Linked DNA regions of Homo sapiens: region 2 is linked to region 1. Evidence: read pairs that join two places in POLR2A ChIA-PET (ENCODE). Cell type or tissue: OCI-LY7. All regions are shown on one strand. Links, peaks and the distances in the headings refer to the core of each region. The heading gives the core; the rest is flanking DNA.

Region 1 (4,390 bases), core at 312-4,311:
ATTTATTTTTTCTTTTTAAGAGACAGGATTTCCCTCTGTTGCCCAGGCTAGAAGTGCAGTGGTACAATCATAGCTCAATGCAGCCTCAAACTCCTGGGCTCAAGTGATCCTCTTGCCTCAGCCTCCCAAGTAACTGGGACTACAGGTGTGTGACATCAGGCCTGGCTAGATATTATTTTTTTGTAAAGACAGCGTCTTGCTATGTTGCCCAGGCTGGTCTCGAGCTCCTGGCCTCAAGCAATCTTTCCACCTCAGCCTCCCAAAGTGCTGGGATTACAGGCATGAGCCACTGTGTCTGACCAGAAACTGGGAATTTTACAATCTGAAAGGAAACTAAGGCTAAGGAAGACTGCCAAGTTAGGTACAAAACTAGTTAATGTTCTACAGAGCAATAAAAACCTTTAGGGTTTCTTCCCGGGAGGCAGAGCTTGCAGTGAGCCGCGATCGCGCCACTGCACTCCAGCCTGGGCGACAGAACGAGCAGACTCCATCTCAAACAAACAAACAAACAAACAAAAAAACCTTTAGGGTTTCTTTTTTGAGATGGAGTTTCACTCTTGTGGCCCAGGCTGGAGTACAATGGCATGATCTCGGCTCACCGCAACCTCTGCCTCCCGGGTTCAAGCCATTCTCCTGCTTCAGCCTCCTGAGTAGCTGGGATTACAGGCATGTGCCACCATGCTCAGCTAATTTTGTATTTTTAGTAGAGACAGGGTTTCTCCATGTTGATCGAGCTGGTGTCAAACTCCTGACCTCAGGTGATCTGCCCATCTCAGCCTCCCAAAGTGCTGGGATTACATGTAGGCCAACATAGTAAAACCCCATCTTTACTAAAAATACAAAAATTAGCTGGGCATGGTAGCACACACCTGTAATCCCAGCTATTCGGGAGGCTGAGGCAGAAGAATCACTTGAACCTGGGAGGCGGAAATTGCAGTGAGCCGAGATCGCACCACTGAATTCCAGCCTGGGCAACAGAGTGAGACTCTGTCTCAAGAAAACAAAAGATACTCAAGAATATATGCTTTTAGCTGTTTCCATCGGGTCCCTTTATGTCTCCATCAGAACGAGAAGTGTGGCATTCTCAATACCTCTACCATGCTAGGAGCCGAGGGTATGCTCCTTAATAATGATGACACCAAGCCTCTATTGACTGTTCACTCTTGCCAAGCTCTGCCTTAACTACTTTGCAAGGATTGTCTCCTCCCTCATTCTGCACACGTTTTAGTAATTCCTGCTTGCAACTTACAGCATGAGCTAAATAGCTTCATGTTATATGTCTATTGATATTCGCAGTCTGGGAATTCACTCACTTTTTGTTGCTGACAACATCAGTAAAGTGAACATCCATGTTGATGGTATGACAGTACTTGGACTTTCTCAACTGGAAGTAGGTCAGGTTTGCCTTTGGTTCCTTCAGCCACACCTACGAGGCCCCTGTTTCCCATTCTAAGGATCATTCTTTTCAGGAATCATGAGACTTCAGGATCTTGCTCCTGTTGAACTCCAACTAAAGGAACCTGCTGCAAGTCTGCAGTTACCTGAGTGTGAATCTCAGCTCCAGGAGTTTGTGTTGGAATCCACATCTCTCACTGAGGTTGTTAAGGCTTGGTTTTCTTCTTTATGAATTCCAGGTACCCAATAACAGGCTTGAGGAAGGTATGGTCTTAAAGGTGTGATAGCAAGACTTTGCCAGGGCATTTGAAGCCCCATTCTATACATTCGTCTCTGAAGGCTGACTTCCATGTAGAGCACAGACATCATAGATGAACAAGCTGAGATATGAATACATTTAGAAGAAAAAGGAGGAATTGCTGTGTCCTGTGCGGAAATGGTTAGTTCCTTTCCCTTCCCGACTTTTCATACCTTATTAAGTTCCTTTTAGTAATTTTTATTCATTGTCTCACCCTACCCATTGGCTATACACCCCTACTTGTCACTGTTATATTGCAAGTTGAGTTCAATATCTCCCCCTTATTGTAATAGTCTTTAATAAAGCTTTCCTTGCCATTTTTACCAACTATCAGAATAATTTTCTTTCAGTGATGCTCATGGCCTGTAATCCCAGCACTTTGGGAGGCTGAGGTGGGCAGATTATATTTACGCTAAAGCTTTTACCCCAAGAACTATCTTGATGGCATGGCCTGGGTGCAGCCGATTTGAAACAAAAGGAAGCTGGAGAAGCAAGAGCTGTTCTGTCACTTGCTACTACCTCTGAATGTCTCTGGGACAATGACCATAGAGACTTTTATGGCCCTGGCAATGACATCTGCAGCCAAGGGCTAAGAGGACACCCCAAGCCCCACACACCTGAGAGACCATCTGTAAAGCAAGCAGAAGGTCAAACAGGAAATATAATTTTAGCTCATAATGACGAATCCCATCAATGACAGCAGTTCCTCTTGCTTGCCAGACAGAGCCTCAGGTCCTGCATTGAAGAGATCACTAAACAGTCCAAGATGATCAGCCACTTGCCAGCAAGTGTTCTTGAAAGCTTTTCTTCCTGGGGCTGGAAAGGCTCCCAGAAGCACAACTAGAGCTGTGAAGCCTGCTTTCTAACAAAGGCTGCTAAGGAAGACAGAAAGCCAGGTGGGCCTGTCCAACCCACTTAGTCCAGGTGGGACAGGTACCAAGCATGTCACGCTTTCTTAATTAACCATTCACTGCTGCCTTGCACAGACTAAAGCTGTAATTTCCCAAGACTATCCAAGGTGACATAGGCTCCTCTTCTAAAGGCATTAATTGGGAACATCTCATTCCCCGTGGCAGGGGTGGAGCAGATCTTTCCAACTGGAGTGTGTATTTATTTAGAGCTATTACCACATAATATTTACAAGATACTTAACATGCATTAATTACCCTGTAATGAACTCTGTGGCTACAATATCAATGTTCTGTCAGGACTGTAAAATGTCCCTACACATACACATGCACACTTTTTTATCACCTCAGGGAATAAATGAAAAATTAAAATTAATTGCATGCCTATTAAATGCTTATTTTTAATAGAAAATGTGCAAATGATGTGAAAATGCAAAATAGGGTACACAGTAAATGAAAAGCAGATAACACATACTTCTAGACACACTCTACTGTTTTTATGAGCATGTTTTACAATCCATTCATTATTCTGTCTGTCCTTCTGAAAGCTAGTTATTATATTGCTCATACAAAGAAACATGTGAATGGCTGTGCAACAAACCATGAAAATCAGAACAAAACTGAACATTTCTGCTGCTATTTGAACCCGCCTCCCTCAAATCTCTGCCAGGAGAATTCTTACAGGAGGTTTATCCCAACAACACCCACTCAAAGCCTGTAGAAGAGAGAGAAGGGGAAGACTAGCTATGGTAGCTCAAGATTCAAGTTACTCTTGTCTGAATATTTTTATCTCCCCAAAATGGACATGATGAAACCTAATCTTCAGTGCAATAGTATTAAGAGGTGGGACCTTTGGGAGGTGATTAGGTTATGAGAGCTTTGCCTCCATGAATAGAATTAGTATAGTTATTGTTGTTATTAGTACTATTTTAGAGACAGAGTCTTGCTCTGTCACTCAGGCTGGAGTGCAGTAGTGTGATCATAGCTCACTGCAGACTTAGACTCCTGGGCTTGAGCCATCCTCTTGCCTCAGCCTCCTGAGTAGCTGGGACTACAGGCACACACCACCATGCCCTGCTAATTATTATTATTATTATTATTATTATTATTATTATTATTTTGTAGAGACGAGACCTTGACCTTGCTATGTTGCGCAGGCTGGTCTTGAACTCCTGGTTTCAAACAATCGTCCCTCCTCAGCCTCCCAAAGCTCTGGGATTATAGATATGAGACATCACCCCCAGCCCTGGGATTGGTACCCTTATAAAAGAGGCCTGAGGGACCCCATTTTTCTCTTCTACCATGTGAAGGTATCAAGCAAGGAGGCACCTTCTGTAAGGAATAGACCTTCACCAGATACCCAATCTGCTGGTGACTTGATCTTGGACTTCCCAGCCTCCAGAACAGTGAGCAATAAATTCTATTGTTTATAAATTACCTAGTCTAAGACATTTTGTTATGGCAGCCTAAACAGACTGAGACAGTGGTTAATCAAGGAATGGTCAGCAACCATCTTATTTCTTCAGATGACAGAATTTTCTCTGGAGGCAAGGAGATGAGGTAAGAGAATAAGAGTTGTACAGAATAATCCGCATCATAGAATCACAGGTGATCACTGCTACATATCCCTCCCCAAATATAAGTAATTTTTTTTAAGACAGTCTCACTCTGTTGCCCAGGCTGGAGTGCAGTGGCACAATCTTGGCTCACTGCAGCCTCAGCCTCCTGGGCTCAAGCAATCCTCCCATCTCATCCTCCCAAGTAGCTGGGGCTACAGGCATGCACCACC
Region 2 (4,390 bases), core at 143-4,142, 610 kb after region 1:
TACCCATGCTTTGGGAGGCTGAGGTGGGAGGATCACTTGAGGCCAGGAGTTCAAGACTAGCCTGGGAAACATAGAGATCCTGTCTCTACAAAAAAGTTTAAAAATCAGCTTGGCATGGTGGTGCATGCCTGTAGTTCCAGCTACTCAGGAGGCTGAGGAGGGAAGTTGAGCCTGGGAGTTTAAGACTGCAGTGAACTTTGATTGCACCACTGCACCCCATCCTGGGCAACAGAGTACAACTCTGTCTCTAAAATAAATAAATAAATTTGTAAAATCATAATAGAAGACCTGATGAAACAAAAACGCATAATAAGTGGGAAAGGATTTCACTACCTAGACTAAAAGGAGGAGCAATAAAAGAGGAAATTTTATTTATTTTATTTTATTTTATTTTTTGGGACAGAGTTTCACTCTGTCGCCCAGGCTGGAATGCAGTGGTGCAATTTTGGCTCACTGCAACCTCCCCCTCCCAGGCTCAACCATCCTCCCATCTCAGCCTCCTGAGTAGCTGGGACTCCAGACATGGATCACCTCGCCAGGCTAATTTTTATATGTTTTTTTGTAGAGACAGGGTCTTGCCATGTTGCCCAGGCTGGTCTTGATCTCCTGGGCTCAAGAGATCCACCTACCTCAGCATCCCAAAGTGTTGGGATAACAGGCGTGAGCCACCATGCCTGGCCTAGAAAACTTCTTCTTGATAGGCAACATCTACCTCTGTGATCCGGGAATGCAAAGCCAAAAGAGAAAAGGCTGAGATGGAAACACAACAAAATAAGAAGGAAACTAAGCAAGATAAGAAAAATGTACTGAGAGATTTAAAACATTATTGGGCAAAGAGAGTGAACATTTTGTTAACTATTATATTGCCAAGGCCTAACACATCAGATCTATAGGGTACTAATCTGTATTCCAAAAATTGCCTAGGCAAAGCACAGAAAGGTCATTACTTCATATCCTAAATACTAGAATATGCTGGGCTCTGTGTAAAAATAGTCCTCTATTAGTAGGTTAATATATCTTGATTTTTCTGATAATCTGATCATCTAATCACAAGCTATTGGATTATGATTCACCTCATTAATAACGAACAATTCACATTGCTGATACATTGGATGTAGTTGGGTAAAATAGGAACAGCTACAAAACAGAATCAAGTTCATTAGATCAGGAGTCCCCAAATCCTGGGCTGAGGACTGGTACCAGTCTGTGGCCTGTTAGGAACTAGGCTGCAGAACAGGAGATGAGCAGGAGGCCAGCGGCGAGCTTGACCGCCTGAGCTCCACCTCCTGAGCTCTACCTCCTGTCAGATTAACAATAGCATTGGACCAGGCACAGCGGCTCATGCCTGTAATCCTAGCACTTCGGGAGGCTGAGACTGGTGGATTGCTTAAGGCCAGGAGTTCAAAACCAGCCTGGCCAACATGGGGAAACCCCCTCTCTACTAAAAATACACCAAATTAGCCGGGCGTGGTGGTGGGTGCCTGTAATCCCAGCTACTCGGGAGGCTGAGGCAGGAGAATCGCTTGAACCTGGGAAGCAGAGGTTGCAGTGAGCCAAGATCATGCCACTGCACTCTAGCCTGAGCAACAAGAGTGAAACTCCATCTCAAAAAAAAAAAAAGGATTCTCATAGGAATACTGATATGAGAGGGGGCAGGGAAGTGCTGGGTAGAGAGGGGTGGGGTCCCTGGCAAGGACTCCACCCTTGGGCCTGTGCCCACAGACCTAGGTGAGGACAGGCATTCCTGTTTTAGTGCCCAAATGTTGCATTTTCCAAAACCACTCTGGCCCACCACGCCCCCTGTCCTGTGCCTATAAAAACTCTGAGACCCCAGCAGGCACACACACAAGCAGCTGGACATCGAGAGGAACACACTGGCAGAAAAACACACTGACAGACGCTGGCAGGCCATCAATGATGGAATAACACGGACGCCAAGGGGGATTCGGCAGAGGGCAGTCGGAGGAGAGCACGGCCGCTGAGCAGCCCAACTCCAGGGGAAGATCACCTTCCACTCCACCCTCCTTCTGGCTCCCCATCCATCTGCTAAGAGCTACCGCCACCACTCAGTAAAGCCTTGCACCCATCCTCCAAGCCCACTTGTGGTCCAATTTTTCTAGTACACTAGGACAAGAAACCTGGATACAGAAAGCCCCCTGTCCTTGCGATAAGGCAGAGGGTCTAAATGAGCTGATTAACACAAGCTGCCTGCAGAGGGCTAAGCTGAAAGAGCACAGGGTAACAGATGCCCACACCTGTTACAGCTTCGGGAGCTGTAGACACTCACCGCTAGACTTGCCTGTCTGCATGCTCCCCCTAGGGGTTTGAGAAGAGGGGCACTGAAGAAGTGAGCCACACCCACATTGCACACCCTGTGAGGGAGATAAGGAAAAAGGTGTTTTTTGTTTTTTGTTTTTTTGAGATGGAGTTATGCTCTTGTTGCCCAGGCTGGAGTGCAATGGCGCGATCTCGGCTCTCTGCAACCTCCACCTCCCAGGTTCAAGCAATTGTCTTGCCTCAGCCTCCTGAGTAGCTGGGGACTACAGGCACACACCATCACACCCGGCTAATTTTGTATTTTTAGTAGAGACGGGGTTTCTGCGTGTTGCTCAGGCTGGTCTCAAACTCCCGACCTCAGGTGATCCGCCCTCCTTGGCCTCCCAAAGTGCTGGGATTACCCGTTTCAGCGTGAACCCTATTGTAAACTGCACATGTGAGGGATCTAGGTTGTGCGCTCCTTATGAGAATCTAATAATGCCTGATGATCTGAGGTGGAACAGTTTCATGCCACTACATCCCCACCCCCACCCCCACCCCTTATCTGTGGAAAAATTGCCTTCCATGAAGCCAGCCACTGGTGCCAAAAAGGTTGGGGACCGCTGCATGAGATCCTATGGAGATAACTCTGTGACTCTGGCCTTATTAGGGTTATGCCCTGAAGAGCTAATAAGTGAATGGCATTTCTCCAAAATCAGAGAATCATTGAAAGCCATTTAAAACCATTAGGATCAGTACCTCTTTTGGTTTGGACATATACTTACACGCTTTCCTCTTGTTCAAGATAACTCCCTGCACTAGCAATACCTCCCCATCACATTGGTTAAAGGATATAATAATTGAGCAATACTTCATCCTGTTCAAAGACATCCATCATGTCATCAGAGCCTTACAGCAACCCTGAAAGGAAATAGAACAGGTGTCTGCCTGTGTCCACGCTGGAGAAGTCAGTGCAGAAAGAAAGAGATGACTGTGGCTTCCCAAGACCGGCAGGGGAAAGGATGGTAGATTCGTGTCTCTCATCATAAACCTTTGCTCCCTTTCCAGCCACTGTGAAACTTCAGGACACAGTGCCCAAATCTAACACCTGAGTCACGGAAACCTTAGTCTACAAACACACCCAGGACTTCCTCACAAGGGACTGGCTGAGAAACTGCTCGAATGACAGTTTGCAAAGAACCTTAAAAACAAATCAACGAGGCCAGGCCCTGTGGCTCACACCTGTAATTCCAGCACTTTGGGAGGCCAAGGTGGGCAGATCACCTGAAGTCAGGAGTTCAAGACCAGCCTGGCCAACATGGTGAAACCCCGTCTCTACTAAAAATACAAAAAAATTAGCCGAGCATGGTGGCAGGTGCCTGTAGTGCCAGCTACTCAGGAGGCTGAAGCAGGAGAATCACTTGACAAACCCAGGAGGCGGAGGTTGCAGTGAGCCAAGATCATGCCACTGCACTCCAGCCTGGGCGACAAGAGCGAGACTCCATCTCAAACAAAAAACAAAAACCAATCAACAAAAACACGGTCGATCTCAGGTACTTTGGGGAAGGGAGGTATAGGAGGGGTACATATAGAAGGGTGGTTCTAGATTGCTGATGTGTTGCATTCTTGAGCTGAATGTTGGCACATGGATGTGCTCAAATTGTGACAGTTCATTGAGCTGTGTCCTTATAATTTATGCACATTTCTGTGTCAAGTTTATGCTTCCATAAAAGTAGAGATTTTCTTTTTTTTTTTTTTTGAGACAGAGTCTCGCACTGTTGCCCGGGCTGGAGTGCAGTGGCACAATGTCGGCTCACCACAACCTCCGCTTCCTGGGTTCAAGCGATTCTCCTGCCTCAGCCTCCTGAATAGCTGGGATTACAGGCATGCACCATCACGCTCAGGTACTTTTTGTATTTTTAGTAGAGATGGGTTTTGCCATGTTGCTCAGGCTGGTCTCGAACTCCTGACCTTGTGATACACCCTCCTCAGCCTCCCAAAGTGCTGGGATTATAGGCGTGAGCCACCGCACCCGGCCAATGTAGAGATTGTTTAAAGGCACAGATGTCTTGCTAATTCCATGCTCGCCTTTGCCTCTTTGTCTCTCGGTTTTTGCATTCTTCTTCTCTCCCCT

Evidence for each region. Peaks named below come from ENCODE experiments on the same cell type or tissue, not always from the same donor. Only the 100,000 strongest peaks of a DNase experiment are listed, where the experiment ranks them.
Region 2: POLR2A ChIA-PET joins it to region 1 with 6 read pairs; 1 of 35 experiments calls an interaction of 5 or more read pairs at or near these places.

Annotation. Positions count from the first base shown.
Region 1 is chr7:68,602,329-68,606,718 of GRCh38, forward strand. No RefSeq gene overlaps it. Among named protein-coding and RNA genes, the nearest start is that of CT66, 990 kb to the right of the region's middle. In OCI-LY7, for the core only: no CTCF peak of the experiment used is centred there; a DNase peak (open chromatin) is centred at 2,353; H3K4me3 peaks cover 880 bases; H3K27ac peaks cover 1,108 bases.
Region 2 is chr7:69,209,667-69,214,056 of GRCh38, forward strand. No RefSeq gene overlaps it. Among named protein-coding and RNA genes, the nearest start is that of CT66, 390 kb to the right of the region's middle. In OCI-LY7, for the core only: a CTCF peak has its summit at 2,305; a DNase peak (open chromatin) is centred at 2,285.